Linked DNA regions of Homo sapiens: region 2 is linked to region 1. A link is an interaction called in ENCODE POLR2A ChIA-PET data of the cell type or tissue named here. Cell type or tissue: PC-9. All regions are shown on one strand. Each heading gives the region's core, and the rest is flanking DNA. Links, peaks and the distances in the headings are about the cores only.

Region 1 (11,096 bases), core at 4,256-8,255:
AGGCTGAAGCAGGTCGACCACCTGAAGTCAGGAGTTCAAGACCAGCCTGGCGAACATGGTGAAACCCCGTCTCTACTAAAAATACAGAAATTAGCCAGGCATGGTGACAAGCACCTATAATCCCAGCTACTCAGGAGGCTGAGGCAGGAGAATTGCTTGAACCCGGGAGGTCAAGGTTGCAGTGAGCCAAGATGGTGCCATTGCACTCCTAATAGCTTTGCTGGGTTTTAACTCACATGCCATGAAGTGTACAATTCAATGGTTTTTAGTATATTCAGAAAGTTGGGCAGCCATCAACATTAAGTTTAAAATACTCTCATCACCCCCCAAAAAACCCTATGCCCATTAGTAGTTCCTTCCCACCCCCATTCTATACCATCCTGGACCCAGCAACCACTCATCTACTTTCTGTCTCAATAGAGTTGCCTATTATTCTGGACACTTAATTTTTAAACATTATTTATTTATTTTAATTTTCCCCATTTCTTCTAGTGGACTGTGATTTCTTTCTTTTTTTTTTTTTGAGGCAGAGTCTTGCTCTGTCGCCCAGGCTGGAGTGCAATGGCATGATCACAGCTCACTGCAGCCTCTAACTCCTGGGCTCACACAATCCTCCAGTCTCAGCCTCCCAAGTAGCTGGAACTATAAGCTCATGCCACCACACCTAGCTAATTTTTAATTTTTAGTAGAGATGAGGCCTTGCTATGTTGCCCAAGATGGTCTCAAACTCCTGGTTTCAAGTGATCCTCCGGCCTCAGCCTCCCAAAGTGCTGTGATTTTAGGCATGAGCCACTGCATCCGGGCTGGACATTTCACTGAAATGGAATCGTACAACATATGGTCTTTTTGCAACTGGCTTCCTTCACTTAGCACCCATGTGGCAGCATGTGTCACTACTTCATTCCTTCTTATAGCTGAATAATATTAGAATGCATGGATAAGCTGCCCTGTTTATTCACTTACCAGTTGATGGACATTTGAGTTGTTCTTACTTTTTGGCTATTACAAATAGTGACATTTTATATTCCCACCAGTACCTAGGAATATGTTTACTGTGAAAGGCAAAGGATCATATTATAAATCAATTATAGCATGGGTGTGCCTGTAGTCCTACCTACTTAGGAGGCTATGGTGGGAAGACTGCTGGAGCCCAGAAGTTGGAGGTTATAGCGAGTGATGATTGCACCACTGCGTATCAGCCTGACTGACAGAGCAAGACCCTGTCTCTAAAAAAAAAAAGAATCAATCAATCTTACTGAAGGAACAGAAACAAGACCTAAAATAGTATCATGGGTGGAATGTTTTGTTTTTTTTTTTGAGATGGAGTTTCGCTCTTGTTGCCCAGGCTGGAGTGCAATGGTGCAATCTCGGCTCACTGCAACCTCCACCTCCCAGGTTCAAGCAATTCTCCTGCCTCAGCATCCTAAGTAGCTGGGATTACAGGTGCCCACCACCACGCCAGCTAATTTTTTGTATTTTTAGTAGAGATGGGGTTTCACAATGTTGGCCAGGCTGGTCTTGAACTCCTGACCTAAGGTGATCCACCCGCCTCAGCCTCCCGAAGTGCTGGGATTACAGGCATGAGCCACCGCACTCGGCTGGGCAGAATGTTTGTGTTCCTCCAAAATTCCTGTGTTGAAGCACTAACCCTTCAGGTGGCTGTATTTGGAGTAAGGAAGGAATGAAGGTTAAATGAGGTTGCAGGATGGGGACCTGATCTGAGAATTCGTGTCCTTATAAGAAGAGGTGACACCAGAGACACCTTGCTCATGTGTCCTCTCTCTGTGCACACAGCAGAAAGGGCATGGGAGGGACACAGTGAGAAGATAGCCCAGAAAAGCACCCTCACCAGAAACATGTGCCAGCACCTTGCTCATGGACTTCCAGCCTCCAGAACTGTGAGAAAACAAAATGTCTGTTGTTGGACCCTCCCAGGCTGTGGGGTTTTGTTAACGCAGCCTGAGCAGACTAATGCAACAGCCACAACAAAACTGCAATCAATGAGGAAAAAACAGTGGGCTTGAAGAAAAAAATTCCAATCAAAATCTCAACAGAGTTTTATTTGGGGTGTGGAAGGTAAGAGAGGAAAATGGTGGAAACAAAATTATTAAAAAAGAAATGTGGCAGGCCGGGTGCGGTGGCTCATGCCTGTAACCCCAGCACTTTGGGAGGCTGAGGCGGGCGGTTCACAATGTGAGTTCCAGACCAGCCTGGCCAACATGGTGAAACCCTATCTTTACTAAAAAATTACCAAAATTAGCTGGGCATGGTGGCGGATGCCTGTAATCCCAGCTACTCAGGAGGCTGAGGCAGGAGAACCGCTTGAACCTGGGAGGCGGAGGTTGCAGTGAGCCGAGATCACGCCATTGCATTCCAGCCTGGGGAACAGAGCAAGACTCCGTCTCAAAAAAAAAAAAAAAAAAAAAAAAAAAAAAGACTGTGGCAAGAGGAAACTTGCCTCATCAGGCAGTCAAATCAACACAGTCCAGATAAGGGAACATGGCATGGACATCACCAGAACAGACTGGAGAGACCAGAAACAGATCCCAGCACATACGAGCATTTAGCACAGGCCACGGTCTATTCAGGGAGGGAAACGGCTTGTGTAACATAGCTGAATGATTTCAAACAACTGGCTGAGCTCTCTTGAGAGGAAAGGCAAGTCTCTCTTTTCTGCCATAAGCCAAAACAAATTCCAGCTGAATTACAGAAAAATCTGAGGTAGACACAGGAAACATAGAAACTTAAAATGACATAACCAAATAAAAAATTACTTTTTCCCTATGTTCAAAGGACTTAAAAAGACCACAGAGTTGGAAAAGTCACTTAAGATGCAAGTAGAGTTAACTTCAATTCACCAACAGCTCATGAGAACTGAGAGAGGCCCAACCATGTGCTGTGTGCCGGCTGTGTGCAGCAGAGAAAATCCAAATGGCTAAGCCCCAGGGAGGGGAACTCAGAGGGACCAGTAGTCACGATGGTGGCAATTTACACACCCAAAGATCGGCAATGTCAGCAGTGACAGGTGACACCTATTGCTTGCTGGCAAGGAGGTAGAAGAAAGCAAGCCCACATTGCTGAAATGTTATTCCCCTTGGGGAAAGCAACCTGGCACCCTGACTTACAATAAGATACACCCTCCGATTTAACAATCTAACTTCTTAAGGGCTAGCTCTAAAAATAAAAGCATAAAGACAACAGGGACAGTAGTGATGGAAGAGAAAAACTCAGACAGTGATGCCAGGCAACAGGGAACAGGTGGGAAACACTTTCCTACACATATTTGGATTTCCATTCCCTTATATGAACATTAAGAAAAACACAAACATTATTATTTGGGGGTAAGCGTGGCCAAGTCTGCATCTTGGTCTGCTCCTTACCACTTGAGGGCTCTCCTGGCATTCTGGGTGGAACAATTTCCTCATTGAGTAGATCTGTCCCTTTCATTCTGGAACACTTAGTGCAGACCCCACCCATGCCAGAATTTCCCTGGTCCTTGGAGCAACCATTACAAACAACTCTTTGTCCTGCTGAAAGCCATTACCTTCATTCAGCCGGCTTCCTGGAGTCAGCAGAATCTGCCTTGCCCTTCACAGCCACCATGTGCTTCAAGTGTTCTATGCATCCTCCCAAACCTGCCACACCTCTGACCACCCCCAGACACTGTCTGATGAGGCCTCGTGACCTGCCTTAATCACCACTGCCCCTAACAGAGCTGTACATCAAAACAGACTTTCAACTCGCATGAGTGGTTGTATCTAATCACAGAAACAGTAAATAAGAAATTCTAGGTATTATATTCCTTGAATAGTTTTCCTACATCTTCTTCCTTCTTTGTGTTGTTTACTTAACTGTTCCTAAGGAAAAAAGTTACCAGTCAGTATGTGAGAGCTGGAAGAGTCTGTCTCATTTAATCTTCATAATCACCCTGCAAAAGCAGGTATTCCCATTTTTCAGGTGAGGGGGTAGAAGTTCAGATATAATTTTTTTTATTTTAATTTTTAATTTTTTTTAGACAGAGTCCCACTCTGTCACCCAGGATGGAGTACAGTGGCACGATCTTGGCTCACTGCAACCTCTGCCGCCTGGGTTCAAGCAATTCTCCTGCCTCAGCCTCCCGAGTAGCTGGGATTACTGGCGACCACCACCAGGTCTGGCTAATTTTTTTGTATTTTTTAGTGGAGAGGGGGTTTCACCATGTTGGCCAGGCTGGTCTCGAACTCCTGACCTCAAGTGATCAGCCCGCCTTGGCCTCCCAAAGTGCTAGGATTACAGGCATGAGCCACAGTGCCCGGCCATAATTTTTTTTTAAGCCCAAACTAGATATAACGATTGGTACGCAGCAGAGCTGGGATTCATATTCAAGTTTATTTCCTCCTTAAATAGAAGCAGCAATCTGTTCGGGGTCTCCCAGTGACCTGATCTCCTAATCACAGCAAAGAAAATAAGAACAAGCCTAGTAAAAGAAGGGCAGCCTCAGACTTCACAGCCTCTGCATCTTTTATATTATTCCCCCCAAAGTGGGATTTCTGGAAGCTTAAGCAGAACATGTCATAACCTTCCCAGATGAACACATAGGGTATTCTGGCTATACAGAAAAGAGTGGGTTAGGGAAGAAGATTAAGGGCAGGAGGCCAGGCAGGGACTGGGTCAGTGGTCAGGCATCACCAGAGTGGGCTGGTCAGCTGTGGGAGACCCACCTGCTTAAGTGCATTCCGTGCAATCGTCTGGAACGCCTGCTCCACGTTGATGGCCTCCTTGGCACTGGTCTCAAAGTAGGGAATGTTGTTTTTGCTGTAGCACCAGGCCTGTGCCCGCTTTGTGGCCACCTGAAAGAAGAAGCAGGGTGCACATAGGCTCATGACAGAAGCAGCCAGCACTGACTCCATCCTCCCCAGGAAGTGTCATGGCCCCTCGTCTACAGGTAGTACAGGTGAGGACACAGACATGGGGAAAGAGGGTGTTGGAGGAGACCTGCAGACCCGTCCAAACTTGTCCTGCTAGCTATGCTCAGGATAGCTAGGATTCAGCTAGAGAGCTCAAAGCCTGTCTCGGTCTACAGCTCATACCTTCTGACCCTCAGTTATACTTAAAAGCCATTTGTGAATGGAGTAAGAAGCCAGTCCGGGAAGAAATGAAGAGTGTTTACTGGGACCTCAGAGATCCCAGGACAGGAAATGCCCAGCAGCTTGGTCTTAAGGTTTATAGTCCCTTCACCATTACTGCTAGTGTGATGTCACCTATGCCACTCACACATTCTCATTCCTTCCCCAACCCCTAGCCCATTTTCAGCCAAGAGATAAGGACTAAGTCACTTAAGAAAAGATCTGTGGTCAGAAATAAACCTAGTTGTAATTAATCAAAGAGTCTATGTTTCCAACAGAAATGGTATTTGAAACTACAGTACAGCAATTTTACTCAAAGCCCAAAGCAATATTCTGCACACATGGAGATCCAGGCATGGCCTGGAGGTACTGGGAGGGCACTACTGAGAATGACAAAACCGAATTCCCTCCTTCAAAGTGCAGAAAGGGAAGTGAAGCTGAGACAGCCAAGACAATGGCCCAAAGTCACAGCCAGCTGGGGGCAGGATGGGGACTTAACCCAGGTCACCTGGGTCCCGGTCCTTAAAGGCAGTTGGCCTGAAGGGCTGGCATATGGTAATGAAGACTCCCACCAGCACCTCCTAGAGCCATGTGAGCTTAGCAGAGAACCCTCCAAATTCACAAGGCCCCTGGGGAGCAGGTGTCTGTGACAATATCTATCATCGTTGGTACTTACTTGTCTGTTTTCGAGGTCAATCTTGTTTCCCAACACAACAAATGGGAAGTTTTCAGGATCTCGGGGACTGGCCTGGATGAGAAACTCATCTCTCCAGCTATCTAGGGTTTTGAATGTGTTGGGGGCAGTCACATCAAATACCAGAACGCAGCAGTCTGCACCTCTGTAGAAGGCCACACCGAGAGACTGGAACCGTTCCTGTCCTGCTGTGTCCCATATCTGTGAGAGACAAAACATTCATTCCTTGGGAGAATGCTAGGCAGAGCACCAGGAGCATGTATGCAAGGGGTGCCAGAAGAAATAGGCTAGATTGTGGGGCCACCCACAAAGACAAATGACACCAGACTTCAGGAAGCAAATTTCAGCACCAGAGTATCTGAAACAATCCTCACAAATATTGTGATTAAGTATGTGTCTGTCTATAAGCGAGTGACATTGAGTCCAATCTCCAGGGTGCTAGAAATTTCTTATATCTTGATCCAAGTAGTGGTCACATGTAGGTAAGTGTGTAAAATTTGAACTATAAATAAAACTTAGGTACTCTGGGAACTTTCTGAGAGCAATGGAAATATAGGGAAGTGAGGTGATGACTCACGAATGATACAGTTCAATAGGGAAGTGAGGTGATGACTCACGAGTGATATAGTTCAATCTATGCATTTTACTGTATGAAAAGTTTGCCTAGCCAGGCACAGTGGATCACCGGAGGTCAGGAGTTTGAGACCAGCCTGACCAACATGGAGAAACCCTGTCTCTACTATAAATACAAAATTAGCCAGGCATGGTGGTGCATGCCTGTAATCCTAGCTACTTGGGAGGCTGAGGCAGGAGAATTGCTTGAACCTGGGAGGCGCAGGTTGCGGTGAGCCAAGATCGTGCCATTGCCCTCCAGCCTGGGTGATAAGAGCGAAACTCTGTCTCAAAAAAAAGAGAAAAGTTTGCCTAAACAACAAAAAAGATTAGCATGTTATATTTCATTTGTATTATACCTCAAAAAACAAAACAAATGAAAAACTCTTGACAAAAAGAGATCAAGAGAAAGACAATGAGAACACACACCAGAGTAAAGATTAAACCAGGTACTACCGCCCAGCTCTAAGCTGGTCACCTCATTCACTGCCATGCTAGATTTAAGAGCAAGGCTGGGTATACTTACTGCCCTAGATCCGTAACAGGCACTCAAACAGAGCCGGACGAACATGATAACAACTCAGATATAAGGATGAAGGGCAAAAAAGACAAATTTATTTCTAATGACTCCACTGCCTCTCGGCAGGCTAGGGCACTAAATGCTCCCTTGCCCAGATACAATAAACAAAGTCCACACATGTAGACTAAACAGGATCGGGACTGCTGGTGGTACTCATCCCTGTGCTCTCCTGGTTCTCCAATGTTCTACATGGAATATGTATGCATCTCTGTCAGTGGAGAAGTGACCCCATTCTCAAACAAACAAACAAACAAACAAACAAAAGAACACTTGGCATCCTCCCACACAGGAAGGAGTTCATGTCTTGTTCTAGTCATATGCGCGGAGGTTTTCTGTAGCTGAAATCCTAGACTGCACTCCTAGACTGCACATGTGATACTCTCCACATTCTCCCAAGTTCCTCCCCTCTACCCCGTCACGCACTAGGGCACTCTGGCAACAGCAGATGGGGTGACATGGGAGAGCAGGTTCACTGGACTTTACTGCTGCCCAACAGATTTAGTGAACCATCGATTCCTATTTTTAAGAAAATATTGCTGACAATTTCCTATCATTATAAACAACTCAGCAATGAACATTAGCATAGAGAGCTTTCTCTGTATGTCAAATGGCTTTTTTCAGATAGACTCCTACAAGCAAAATTACATAAGAACTCTGTTACTGTTAGGTGGAACCAATTCATCATCTGGAACTCAGATACACAGAGAAGGCAAAGTAATACATCAAAAAGAAGTCAACAAGTTGACGGGTTCCTAGAAAGTTACCAAAATTAATTTAACTTTGAATTTACAAAAGTAAAGGCCATATTTATCAAAACATCAACAAGTACAGTCCTATGGCTGACTGTGATTTTTAAATTTTTTAATATTTTAATTGAAATTGTTAACAGCGACCTGGGTTCTTGGAATCTTCCATGATAGAAATCAAGAGAGATCACCAGACACAATAGCAAAGAGAAAGTGAAAGTGTATTAGCTTATGCATAGTGAGCTAGCACTGCAAAAGGAAAGGGGCAGCTGTTCTCTGAAAGCAGTGTGGGAGTTAACTTTAAAGGGCTTTCCTGTGGGGAGGGGTGATGTCAGGATATGTATATAGGAGGGGTTTTTCTAGTGCATGCACAGTGGCTAAACATGCTTCTTCAGAAATTGCGTGTAGCACTAGCAGGTTAAATCTCCATCCTGGGTGTGACTTTTGGCATTAAAATGAGGAAAAGGTAACTATAAGTTGAAGTTGAAGTCTAACTGCACATGCTGGGGGCGGGGGGGGGCCCAGGGAGGTCCCTAGCCCCATGAAGCAGGAACTTGTGATAACAGTTTCTCGGGGTTTTTTGTTGCTGATTGTTTGGAAGTTAGGTAAGCTACAGCTTGAGTAAGGGGCTTTTATTCTTTTTCTCTAGACCACATCAAAACAGGAAACCAGCCAGCCTGCTTGTTTCAAAATGTTTTGTTTTCTCCATTTAAAATTATACCCTTATAACTGTCTACCCAATATTCTGATGTGACAAAAATTAACACTGTTATTTTTATCCGTTTTTTCCAAGAGTTAACCCTTCCCTCATTGCATTTTCTTCCTTCTTCACCACAAGTAAATGCTCCTGAAGAGATGCCTTACATAAACATTATCATCCTGTACAGCTTTTTGCAACTTGTCTTTTTTCATTCCCAAAAGTTAACAGTTATATAATATTCCACTGCTTTAATAGACTCACTTAGTTCCCCAGATCATTTGAGTTATTTGCAGTTTTTCACTCCCCATGCAAGGCTGCAATGATAACTCTCATTACAACTCTCTCATAATGTCCAGAGATAAGTTTCTCTAGGCCATACACTCAGACTCAGAACTCTGGATTGCTGCATATGTCTATGTTCAACACTGGGGAGCAGAGTGGCAGTTTCTACTGAAAAGGTTGTACTCATTACTACACTCCTACCATCAACCAGAGGCTGTTCCACTCCCTATATTCTAGCATCCACCAGGTTACCTACTGCTTGGATACTATTAGGCATTATCATCTTTGTCACCTGCTTGTGTGGTTTGTTCTTGTTAGTCTGGGAATCTTGTTATTTACATGTTTAATGTAATCTATTAATCAATCTTCAACATTTTATGATTTGTACTTTCTGTATTTTCAAATGCCAAAGGTGAAAAGTATTCACTATTTTCATTTTTTAAGTTTTCACTTTGTATTTTTTCCACCTTCAGGTCTTGAATCCTCTGGTTCCCCCAAGCTAGAATGTAAAGCCCTGTCCTGGTCCCACTTATTTACCCTACTGGCTGAGCGCAGTGGCTCATGCCTGTAATCCCAGGACTTTGGGAGGCCAAGGTAGGTGGATCACCTGAGGTCGGCAGTTCGAGACCAGCCTGGCCAACATGGTGAAACCCCGTTTCTACTAAAAATAAATACAAAAAATTAGCCAAGCGTGGTGGCAGGCGCCTGTAATCCCAGCTACTTGGGAGGCCGAGGCAGGAGAATTGCCTGAATCGGGGAGGCAGAGGTTGCAGTGAGCTGAGATCAGGCCACTGCACTCCAGCCTGGGCGACAGTGAGACTCCTGTCTCAAAAAAAATAAAAAATAGGCTGGGTGTGGTAGCTCACGCCTGTAATCCCAGCGCCGTGGGAGGCTGAGGCGGCCAGATCATGAGGTCAAGAGATCAAGACCATCCTGGCTAACATGGTGAAACCCCATCTCTACTAAGAATACAAAAAATTAGCTGGGCGTGGTGGCACACACCTGTAGTCCCAGCTACTCGGGAGGCTGAGGCAGAATTGCTTGAACCCAGGAGGCGGAGGTTGCAGTGAGCCAAGATCACGCCACTGCACTCCAGCCTGGGCGACAGAGTGAGACTCCATCTCAAAAATAAATAAATAAATACATACATACATAAATAAAATAAAATAAAATATGTACCCTACAACACCCTTCTCTCCATGTATTACCAGAGAGGTGCACCCTGTGCCCTCTGTTCCTGTGCTCTGTGTATTACTATACTAATATCACTGTTTAAACTACCACAAACTCACAATAAACTGTTCCCTGGAAATTTGTCATGCCTATTTGATTCCATCTAAGATACTAATCAATTTCAGATTCTTTCTGAACAGTATAGAGAACTTTAAAAAACAAGAAACACAGCAGTCACTAATCTTTCCCTACACATTAGATTACACAGTTCTGATCTTTGTTTCCTCATATTACTTTGGAAGTTACATACTCACGATTCCAAAAATAGATACAAGTATACTATTGAAGTGTTCTTCCTTCAGACCTATCTTCATGAAATCACTTTCTGCCTGGAGTTATCCTTTAGAACTTCTGCCACTAGCCCTTAAAGATGTACTCTTTCATTCAGGAGGGTTATTTCAGCAGAGACAGAACACTGTGCTGCCCATCTCTTTCTCAACATACCCCACTGCCTGCTGGGCTCTGCTGCTACTGCCAAGAGTCACCTGGCAGCCTCAGTGCTGTGCTTGTCAGGTTTTCCTCAGTCTATTTTTAAGTCTTTTTTTTTTAATTTCATTATGACTTACACAGAATTCTTTTTATTTATCCTTCCTGGAATTTGGGCTTCTTGAGTCAGTGGATTGGTGCCACACCAATTCTCGAAAATTCTCAGCAAATATCATCTTTGATCTATTATTCTCTCTTTACACCTTCTGAGACTGATTAAAAGTAGGTCCAACCTTCTCACTTTCACTTATTTCTTTCATATTTCCTGCCATTTTTCTTTCATTCTTCCAGCCCTTTTCTGGTGTGGCCAATCTGCTATGATTTAGCAGCATTCTCTGAATTTCCAAATTTCATTGATTGTGCTTCATTTTCTCCCCCTATCAATGTTAACTGTTTCGTTTCTTCCCTGCAGATAAACGATTATCTTATCTTTAACCAAAGCCCCTTTAGTGAGGTATGGCTGACATACAAAGGCTGCACACAAACCATCACTACAATGTAGGCCACAAACCTACTCATCAAAAGGTTCCCCCCATCCTCTTATTATTACTTTTTGTGATAAGAACACTTAAAATAAGATCCTCTTAGTAAATTCTTTCAAAAAATTTTTTTGTAGAGATGAAATGTGCTATTTTGCCCAGGCTAGTCTCAAACTCCT
Region 2 (11,096 bases), core at 4,284-8,283, 140 kb after region 1:
CTGGTCTTGAACTTCTGACTTCCCACCTTGGCCTCCCAAAGTGCTAGGATTACAGAAGTGAGTCACCATGCCCAGCCTCTGGGGGGTTCTATTTGGGAAGGTGTTCAGCCAAATGACCATCAGCTGCTTTGAGGCTCTGCAGCTCAGTTTCAAGAACATGTGTAAGCTGCCTCCCTTGCTGCAGAAGTGGGTGGAGGAAGCAGCCAACAATGAAGAGCTTCAGGAGATATGCAAAGCAGAGACCCTCAGGCAGGCCGAAAGAACAAGAACCCGGGCCAGTCGCGGTGGCTCACACCTGTAATCCCAGCACTTTGGGAGGCCGAGGCGGGAGGATCACGAAGTCAGGAGATCGAGACCATCCTGGCTGACAAAGTGAAACCCTGTCTCTACTAAAAATACAAAAAAAAATTAGCCGGGTGTGGTCACGGGCACCTGTAGTCCCAGCTACTCAGGAGGCTGAGGCGGGAGAATTGCCTGAACCCGGAAGGCGGAGCTTGCAGTGAGCAGAGATCGCGCCACTGCACTCCAGCCTGGGCGACAGAGCGAGACTCCATCTCAAAAAAAAAAAAAAAAAAAAAAAGAAGAAGAACCGAGTGAGAGGCAAGCTGGAGAACTTGTTCCTGCAGTGCCTGAAACCCACACTACAGCAGATTAGCCACATTGCCCAGCAGATCAGCCACATCAGCCAGTGCGCCCACAAACCCACACTGCAGCAGATCTCCAGGTTGGGCTGGAGAGGATGTGGCCCCAGTGTGGTTCTGTAACTGGCGCCAGAAGGGTAAGTGATGAAGCAATGACTATGCACTACGAGAGGATTTTCAGGCTGCTGGGTCTCCCTTATCAGGGGGCCAGTGTTCTTTCCTCCGGCCCCAGGGCCCCATTTTGATACCCCAGGCTATGGGAGCCCCCACTTCACTATGCTGCGAGGGGAAGCCTTTACCCCGTCTCTGTTGCCACTTGGCCCTGCCATGAATTGAAACTGAGGTGCCTGCCCTTCTAGGAATGGGGGACAGAGGAAGGGAAGAAGCTAGGGGAGGAGAACCTGGAGTTTGTGCCAGGGCTTTTGGGCTTAAGTTCCTCATTCACTAAGGAAGGAATTGGGCACACAAAGGGTGGGGGCAGGGGATTTTGGGACAACTGGTTGGAGGGAAGGTGAAGTTCAATGATGCTTTTGCTTTTAATCCCTACATCATGTATCACTTTGTTCTTAAAGAAACCTGGGACACAGTAAAAAATAAATAAAATAAGGCCGGGCGTGGTGGCTCACGCCTGTAATCCCAGCACTGTGGGAGGCCGAAATGGGCAGATCACGAGGTCAAAAGATTGAGATCATTCTGGCCAATATGGTGAAATCCCATCTCTACTAAAAATACAAAAATTAGCTGGGCGTGGTGCCACGTGCCTGTAGTCCCAGCTACTCAGGAGGCTGCGACAGGAGAATCACTTGAACCCAGGAAGCAGAGGTTGAGTGAGCCAAGATTGTGCCACTGCACTCCAGCGCGGTGGCTCATGCCTGTAATCCCAGCACTTTGGGAGGCCAAGGTGGGAAGATCACCTGAGGCCAGGAGTTCAAGACCAGCCTGGCCAACATGGTGAAACCCTATCTCTACAAAAAATACAAAATATTGGCCGAGTATAATGGTGCAAGCCTGTAGGCCCAGCTACTAAGGAGGCTGAGGCAGGAGAATTGCTTGAACCTGGGAGGCGGAGGTTGCGGTGAGCCGAGATCACGCCATTGCACTCCAGCCTGGGCAACAAGAGCTAGACTCTGTCTCAAAAAAAAAAAAAAAAAAAAAAAAAATGTGATGCCCTGTTAGAAGCCAGAGACCACTATGCTGCCTTAGGTGGGGTGAATAGGCCCACGTCAGAAATGGAGCAGGTCAAAACTCCTGTGCTGATCAGTAGTGGGATAGTGCCTATGAATCACCACTGCACTCCAGCCTGGGCAACATAGTGAGATTCTGTCTCAAAACAAAAGTTAGCTAGCTGGGCACAGTGGCTTATGCCTATAATCCCAGCATTTTGGGAGGCTGAGGCAGGAGGATCACTTGAGCCTAGGAGTTTGAGACCAACCTGGGCAACATGGTGAAACCCCATCTCTACAAAAAATACAAAAATTAGCTGGGCACAGTGGCTCACGCCTGTAATCCCAGCACTTTGGGAAGCCGAGGTGGGCGGATCACTTGAGGTCAGGAGTTCGAGACTAGCTTGGCAAACGTGGTGAAACCTCCTCTCTACTAAAAATACAAAAATTAGCTGGACGTGGTGGCATGTGTCTGTAATCCCAGCTACTCAGGAGGCTGAGGCAGGAGAATCGCTTGAACCTGGGAGGCGGAGGTTGCAGTGAGCTTAGATCACACCACTGCATCCAGCCTTGGCGACAGAGCAAGACTCTGTCTCAAAAACAAACAAACAAACAACAAAAACAACTATATATATATATATATAGATATATATGTAGCTGGGTGTGGTGGCATGCACCTGTAGTCCCAGCTACTGGGGAGGCTGAGGTGGGAGGATCTTGTGAGCCTGGAAGCTGGAGGTTGCAATGAGTGCCCCTGCACTCCAGCCTGGGTGACAGAGCGAGACCTTGTCTCAAAAAAAAAAAAAAAAAAAAAGTGGGCTAAAGACCTTAATAGACACCTTAGCAAAGAAGGTCTACAGACAGCAAATCAAGCAGAAGAAAGATCCTTCCTATCATCTATCATCAGGGGAATGCAAATTAAAACAATGAGATACCACTGGACACCTATTAGAATGGCCCAAGTGCTGACGAGGATGTGGAGCAACATTAACTCTCATTCATTGTTGATGGGAATGTAAAATGGCACAGCCACTTTGGAAGACAGTTTGGCAGTTTCATACTGAACTAAACATACCCTTACCATACAATTCATACAATTGTACTCCTTGGTATTCACCCAAAGGAGTTGAAAATTTGTGTCACACAAAAACCTGCACATGGATGTGTATTCATTTATTCATAATTGCCAAAACTTGGAAGCAACCAAGATGTCTTTCAGTAGGTGAATGGATAAGTTCCTGTGGAAAATCCAATGTAATGTTATTTAGTGCTAAAAACAAAAGACATAGAAGCATTTTTTTTTTTTTTAGACAGGGTCTTGCTCTGTCACCCAAGCTGGAGTGCAGTGGTGCCATGACATCTCACTGCAGCCTCAACCTCCTGGACACAAGCAGTCCTTCTGGTTCAACCTCCCAAGTAGCTGGGACTACAGATTTGCCACCATGCCCACATAATTTAAAAAAAAAAATTTTTTGGTAGAAACTGGGCCTCACTATCTTGCCCAGGTTAGTCTTGAACTCCTGGGTTCAAGAAATCTCCCCACCTCAGTCTCCCAAAGTGCTGGGATTACAAGCGTGGACCACCACTCCTGACCAAGGAAACTTAAGTGCACATTACTAAGTGAAAGAAGACAATCTGAAAAGCCTACATAATGTATTATTCCAACTATATGACATTCTGGAAATGGCATAAATTATGGGGACAGTAAAATATCAGTGGGCCGGGCGTGGTGGCTCATGCCTGTAATCCTAGCACTTTGGGAGGCCAAGGTGGGTGGATCACCTGAGGTCAGGAGTTTGAGACCAGCCTGGCCAACATGGCAAAACTCCATCTCTAGTAAAAATACAAAAATTAGCTGGGCGTGGTGGCACACACCTGTAATCCCAGTTACTCGAGAGGCTAAAGAAGGAAAATCCCTTGAACCCAGGTGGTGGAGGCTGCAGTGAGCCGAGATCGCACCACTGCACTCCGGCCTGTGGGACAGGAGGGAGACTATCTCAAAAAAAAAAAAAAAAGATCAGTGGCTTCCGGGGGCTAAAGCGAGGTGAGGTGGAAGAATGGATGAATAGGCAGAACACAGAGGACTTTTAGGGCAGTGAAAATACTGTGTAATGCTAAAATGGTGGACGATGTATGTCATTATACATTTGTCCAAACCCATAGACTGTCCAACACCAGGACTGAGCCTCATGCAAACTATGGACTCAGTGATCAATGATATGCCCGGGTGGGGTCATCCACTGTGACAAATGCACCACTCTGCTGGGGATATGGACAGTGGGGAAGGCTGTGCATGCGTGGGGGCAGGAGGCATATGAGAACTCTCTGTACCTTCTGTTCAATTTTACTGTGAATCTAATACTGCTCTTAAAAAATAAAGGCTTTAAAATGCAAATGTTAGCTTTACAGTCACATGATGTGGAGGAAGCCAGTCATATCACGTGAGTAAAATGACATGACAGTATGAGGGAAGAGGTGGAGGGGAAATATGATTGGGAGAGTACGCAAGTCACAGCCACCTCTGACATGGGCAGGCAGAAGGAGATATACACACAGCACATACACAGTGAGCTCAGAGGTCATCATGTTTGGCCAGGGGTGGTGGCTCATGCCTGTAATCCCAGCACTTTGGGAGGCTGAGGCGGGTGGATCGCCTGAGGTCAGGAGATAGAGACCATCCTGGCCAACATAGTGAAACCTTGTCTCTACTAAAAAAAAAAAAAAAAAAAAAGCCGGGCGTGGTGGCGGCCGCCTGTAATCCTAGCAACTTGGGAGGCTGAGGCATGAGAATCCCTTCAACCCAGGAGGCAGAGGTTGCAGTGAGCCGAGATCACACCACTGCACTTCAGCCTGGCGAAAGAGTGAGACTTTGTCTCAAAAAAAAAAAAAAAAAAAAAAAAAAGAAGAGATCATCATGTTCTGAGTTATTGGTAAAAATAGAAATAAAACCCATTTATGTAATTTTAAGGTTCTTTTTTTTTTTTTTTGAGATGGAGTTTCGCTCTGTTGCCCAGGCTGGAGTATAGTGGCGCAATCTCAGCTCACTACAACCTCTGCCTCCTGGGTTCAAGCAATCCTCCTGCCTCAGCCTCCTGAGTAGCTGGGACTACAGGCATATGCCACCACGCCCGGCTAATTTTTTGTATTTTTAGTAGAGACGGGGATTCACCATGTTGCCCAGGCTGGTCTTGAACTCCTGACCTCAGGTGATCGGCCCGCCTCAGCCTCCCAAAGTGCTGGGATTACAGGTGTGAGCCACCGCGCCAGGCTCAATGGAAAACGTTTTTCTAAAAAGAAGTGTTCTTATTTGAAGAAAAATAGCCAGGTGCAGTGGCTCAAGCCTGTAATCCCAGCACTTTGGGAGGCCAAGGCGGGCGGATCACGAGGTCAGGAGATCGAGACCAGCCTGGCTAACACAGTGAAACCCCGTCTCTACTAAAAATATAAAAAAAAATTAGCCGGGTGTGGTGGCGGGCGCCTGTAGTCCCAGCTACTCAGGAGGCTGAGGCAGGAGAATGGCATGAACCCAGGAGGTGGAGGTTGCAGTGAGCCAAGATCGCGCCACTGCACTCCAGCCTGGGCAACAGAGCAAGACTCCATCTCAAAATAAATAAATAAATAAATAATAAATAAAATAATTTTTGTCTAATTCAAAGGTTATTTAAAGATTATTTATGAAATGAAGTAAAAGAAATGAGTAAATAGGGGACATATAAAGAAAGTATGAACCAAAAAGTATTTGAGACAAGTCTCAATCAATTTAGAAGTTTATTTTGCTAAGCTTAAGGACACAGGAGACAGGTCTGTGTATTTCTCCAAAGATGAGTTTGGATTCCAAGTCTGGCATACTTTTAAGTGTTACATCAGGAGTGTCTAACAACAAAGCCTGATATTTCCGTAAGTGTCCTCGTCATCCACTGGTGTCCTTTAGCTTCTAGGACTCCTTGTACTTGGTGTGGGGTTAAAACCTCCAGATGTTGTCCTAAAGCCAGTTTATTGGTTTCATCTACTAAAAGAGCAGTTGCTGCAACTGTCCTGAAGCATCCAGGCCTGATAAGAAAGGTGTGTGAGGAAACCAAAGTCCCTGAAGAACAGCTTAGATGATAGGTAAAATGCTCTCTATGGGCTTGTCCATCTACCCTGTGATCATACAGTTTTGGGGTGACAGAGGCCCATTATAATGGGACAAAACAGAATAAGCAGCCCAGAAGGAAGTTAATATTCTTACCTGCCAAAGTCAAGGGTTCCCAAGGCTCCTCCAGAGATATGGCTAGTTGTCTGATGGGAGCTGTGGCGGAAGGTTTTGGCCCTGTCACTCCTGGACTTGCCTGGCTATTTCGTGGTTCCTTTCTTTCTTTCTTTTTCTCTTTCTTTCTTTCTCTCTCTCTCTCTTTCCTTTCTTTCTTTCTTCCTTCCTTCCTTCCCTCCCTCCCTCCCTCCTTTCTTTTCTTTTCTTTTCCTTTTCTTTCTCAGAGTCTCACTCTGTTGCCCAGGCTGGAGTGCAGTGGCACCATCTCAGCTCACTGCAACCTCCGCCTCCCGGTTTCAAGAGATTCTCCTGACTCAGCCTCCCGAGTAGCCAGGATTACAGGCATGTGTCACTATGCCCGGCTACTTTTTGTGTTTTTAGTAGAGAGGTGGTTTCACCATGTTGGCCAGGCTGGTCTCGAACTCTTGACCTCAGGTGATCCACCCACCTTGGCCTCCCAAAGTGCTGGGATTACAGGCATGAGCCACCGCGCCTGGCCTTGCCTGGCTATTTCAGCCATCATTGGTTCGGGCGCGGATAGCTCCTTCCAGTGCGGTGGGCAGTCCCTCTTCCAATGGCCAGTTTTCTTACGGTGTGCACACTGATTCATGCCCAAGACACAGTGACTGGAACACCCAGCTTTGGGCTTCCTGCCTTTCTGCTTCCCTTGTTCAGTCCAAGAGCAAGGAAAGCAATCCCATGTGGGAGGTGAGCTTAAGGCTGCAGCCAAGAGCTACACCTTGTGGGAGGTCCTTCTTGCTCTTTCTGCTTCCTCTGCTTTGTCCGTTATTAAAAACTAAAAATGCCAGGCTGGGTGCGGTGGCTCACACCTGTAATCCCAGCACTTTGGGAGGCCGAGGCGGGCAGATCACGAGGTCAGGAGATCGAGACCATTCTGGCTAAAATGGTGAAACCCTGTCTCTAGTAAAAATACAAAAAATTAGCTGGGCATGGTAGCGGGCACCTGTAATCCCAGCTACTCAGGAGGCTGAGGCAGCAGAATGGCATGAACCCAGGAGGCAGAGCTTGCTGTGAGCTGAGATCGTGCCACTGCACTCCAGCCTGGGCAACAGAGCAAGGCTGCATCTCAAAAAAACCCACAAAAAACAAAAAACTAAAAATGCCATATCCAAAAGCTGTTCCATAGGAATTTGGGGACCCATAGCTGCTTTTTGTAGTTTCCTACGGGTATCAGGGGCAGAATGGGTTATAAAATGTACTCCGAAAAGGGTTTGTCCTTCCCTTGAGGCAGGATCAGTGTTACTGTAGTTTCTGATAGCCTCAATGAAACGCCCTTGAAACAAAACTGGATTCTCATCTTTACCCTGAGAAACTTCCTTAACCTTTTCAGAGTTAACAGGCTTTTTCATACCTTTCTTCATCCCTTTCAACAAACAAGTGACCATATGATCTTTCCTCCCCAAGTCCTCACTGCCCCTTTGATAGTTCCACTTTGGATCTTGATCTGGAACTGCTATACCTCCTGCCTGATATATATAATGGTTTGGGTTGTGAGCCAATACCTCGTCTGCATGGGTCCTAGCTGTCCCCAAAATGTGTTGTTTCTCTTCCACTAAACAACACAGAGACAAAAAGACATGCAGATCCTGCCAAGTTAAACTATAGGTTGGAGTTAATTTCTCCAACTCATCTATGAATTGTCCTGGATCTTCAGAGAAAAGACCAAACTTCTCTTTGCATAGAGCCAAATCAGACATAGAAAAGGGAACATGTGCTCTCACAGTGCCTTCTTCCCCATTTGCCACCTCTCTAAGTGGATAAAGGTTTCCCACTGGAGGTTGATAGGAGGCTCCAATATGAGTGGTACTTGCTGGACTAAGTTCCTCAGGGAGTGGTGGGTACAGAGTGGGACTAGACGGGTAAGAAGGAGGGGATGAAGCGTTCTCAATAGAGTTTTCAGGTGGACTAGAGGGAGAAATGACCGACACATCTGAACCTTCATAGCTGACAGAAGGAGGTTCTGCTCCACCCAAAAATGCCTGCTGTCCCTTTGTGGTCACCAGAAATATGTTACAGGACAGGGGTCCCCATCCAGGCCCCAAGAGAGGGTTCTTGGATCTTGTGAAAGAAAGAATTCAGGGCGAGTCCATAGTGCAAAGTAAAAGCAAGTTTATTAAGCAAGTAAAGTAGTGAGCCCGGTGTGGTGGCTCACGCCTATAATCCCAGCACTTTGGGAGGCCAAGGTGGGCAGATCACCTGAGGTCGGGAGTTCGAAACCAGCCTGACCAATGTGGAGAAACCCCGTCTCTAGTAAAAATACAAAATTAGCTGGGCATGGTGGTGCATGCCTGTAATCCCAGCTACTTGGGAGGCTGAGGCCGGAGAATCACTTGAACCCAGGAGGCGGAGATTGCGGTGACCCGAGCAAGTCCAGCCGTTGCAGTCCAGCCTGGGCAAGAAGAATGAAACTTCGTCTCAAAAAAAAGTAAAGTAGTGAAAGAACAGCTACACCATAGACAGAGTAGGACATTCCCGAAAGTAAGAGGAGGAATGCATCCACCCTAGGTACAATGCTTGTATATATGTGGGGAGATGTGCTCTGCTACAAGGGTTTGTTATAAAGGATTAATTTTTTAAATTACTATATTTTGCAAAAATCAATACTATTATCGATTTGCTTTAAAGCAAAATTAGGAACTATGTCTTTGTTCTCCAGATATTGGGATATCTGGATACTCTCAAGTCTGGGTCTGTTTAGTAAACTTTTTTTTTTTTTTTGAGATGGGATCTCGCTCTGTCACCCAGTCTGGAGTGCAATGGCGTGATCACGGCTCACTGCAACCTCTGCCTCCCTGGTTCAAGCAATTCTCCTGCCTCAGCCTCCTGAGTAACTGGGATTACAGGGGCACACCACCACACCCGGCTAATTTTTGTATTTTTAGTAGAGATGGGGTTTCACCATGTTGGTCAGGCTGGTCTCGAACTCCTGACCTTGTGATCTGCCCGCCTCAGCCTCCCAAAGTGCTGGGATTACAGGCGCGAGCCACCACACCTGGCCCCCCCCCTTTTTTTTTTTTTTTTTTTGAGAAGGAGTATCGCTCTGTCTCCCAGGCTGGAGTGCAGTGGCGCGATCTCAGTTCACTGCAACCTCCGCCTTCTGGGTTCAAGCAATTCTCCTGCCTCAGTCTCTTGAGTAGCTGGGATTACAGGCACCCACCACCCGCCCAGCTAATTTTTGTATTTGAGTGGAGACGGGGTTTCATCATGTTGGCCAGGCTGGGTCTCGAACTCCTGACCTTGTGATCCGCCCGGGCTAGTAATGCCTAATTTTCTGAGCATGCAGCCCAGCAAGTTCCAGCCGCATTTTCCTAGCCCTCACTCAAAATGGAGTCACTCCATCCTGGCTAACACGGTGAAACCCTGTCTCTACTAAAAATGCAAAAAATCAGCTGGGCGTGGTGCCGGGCGCCCGTAGTCCCAGCTACTCGGGAGGCTGAGGCAGGAGAACGGCGTGAACCCGGGAGGCGGAGCTTGCAATGAGCCGAGATCGCGCCACTGCACTCCAGAACAGAGCGAGACTCCGTCTCAAAAAAAAAAAAAAAAAAAAAAATGGAGTCACTCTGGGCCGGGCGCGGTGGCTCAGGCCTGTAATCCCAGCACTCTGCAAGGCCAAGGTGGGCGGATCACCTGAGGTTGGGAGTTTGAGACCAGCCTGACCAACATGGAGAAACCCCGCCTCTACAAAAAATAAAAAATCAGCTGGGTGTGGCGGTGCATGCCTGCAATCCCAGCTACTAGGGAGGCTGAGGCAGGAGAATAGCTTTAACCCAGGAGGCAGAGGCTGTGGTGAGCCGAGATTGTGCCATTGCACTCCAGCCTGGGCAACAAGAGCACAAGTGTGCCTCAAAAACAAACAAACAAAAAACCGGAGTCACTCTTGTTCGAACGCCTCCAACACTATCACTAAGTAAAGGAGAATTTATAATAAAGGAAAATTTACATCCTGTCTTTAAGTGGTAAAGGAAGGGGGAGGATAGAAAGACCTTTTTTCTTTGTCCTGCTCTAGGCAAACAGGGAAGGCAGAGAGCTCCCCCACATGTTTCTTATCTTTAATTCAACATCCTTTATGTTTTGGGGAAAAATATTCTGGCTTCCTTCAATGACCGTGCTAATAATGTCTGTTTTGTAGTCTTTTTCTGATAAATCCAAATTCATAGGCAATTTCCTCCTTTTTTGTTTTCTTCTGGTGGATCATGAATACATTTCTGTTTCTTCGTATACCTTGTACTTTGTTGGAAATGGGACATTTTGGATAATATGCTGTAGGGATTCTAGATCTTGACCCTCCTCCCCTTTAGGGTTTAATTATTTGCTTTTGTATTTGTTTAGTGACTTACTGAATTTTTTTTTTTTTTTCTGAGACAGTCTCTCTCTGTCCCCCAGGCTGGAGTGCAGTGGCACGATCTTAGCTTACTGCAACCTCCATCTCCCGGTTTCTCCTGCCTTCTCCTGCCTCAGACTCCCAAGTTGCTGGGATTACAGGTGCCTGCCACTGTATCTGGCTAATTTTTGTAGTTTTAGTAGAGACGGGGTTTCACCATGTTGGCCAGGCTGGTCTCGAACTCCTGACCTCAGGTGATCCACCCGCCTTGGTCTCCCAAAGTACTGGGATCACAGGCATGAGCCACTGCGCCCAGCTGACTTACTGGATTTTTTTTTTTTTTTTTTTTTTTTTTTTGAGACGGAGTCTCACTCTGTCCCCCAGGCTGGAGTGCAGTGGCATGATCTCGGCTCACTGCAACCTCTGCTCCCGGGTTCACGCCATTCTCCTGCCTCAGCCTCCCAGGTAGCTGGGACTACAGGCGCCCGCCACCACGCCTGGCTAATTTTTTTTGTATTTTTAGTAGAGATGGGATTTCACCATGTTAGCCAGGATGGTATCCATCTCCTGACCTCGTGATCCGCCCGCCTTGGCCTCCCAAAGTGCTGGGATTACAGGCATGAGCCACCGCACCTGGTCTGACTTACTGGAATCTTTTAGTGAAGGCTGTCTTTTCTCTCACAGAGTAAATCCTCTTTCTT

What was found. Peaks named below come from ENCODE experiments on the same cell type or tissue, not always from the same donor. Only the 100,000 strongest peaks of a DNase experiment are listed, where the experiment ranks them.
Region 2: POLR2A ChIA-PET joins it to region 1 with 5 read pairs; 10 of 35 experiments call an interaction of 5 or more read pairs at or near these places.

Annotation. Positions count from the first base shown.
Region 1 is chr3:128,801,276-128,812,371 of GRCh38, reverse strand. It overlaps RAB7A (RAB7A, member RAS oncogene family), which reads right to left. Exons shown (of 6, transcript NM_004637.6): 4 at 5,782-6,000; 5 at 4,701-4,829. Among named protein-coding and RNA genes, the nearest start is that of MIR12124, 40 kb to the left of the region's middle. RefSeq lists a silencer at 5,551-5,600 and an enhancer at 7,849-7,968. In PC-9, for the core only: no CTCF peak of the experiment used is centred there; a DNase peak (open chromatin) is centred at 6,381; H3K27ac peaks cover 2,791 bases.
Region 2 is chr3:128,664,554-128,675,649 of GRCh38, reverse strand. It overlaps the pseudogene POU5F1P6. Among named protein-coding and RNA genes, the nearest start is that of RPN1, 19 kb to the right of the region's middle. RefSeq lists enhancers at 245-314, 9,423-10,353. In PC-9, for the core only: no CTCF peak of the experiment used is centred there; no DNase peak of the experiment used is centred there.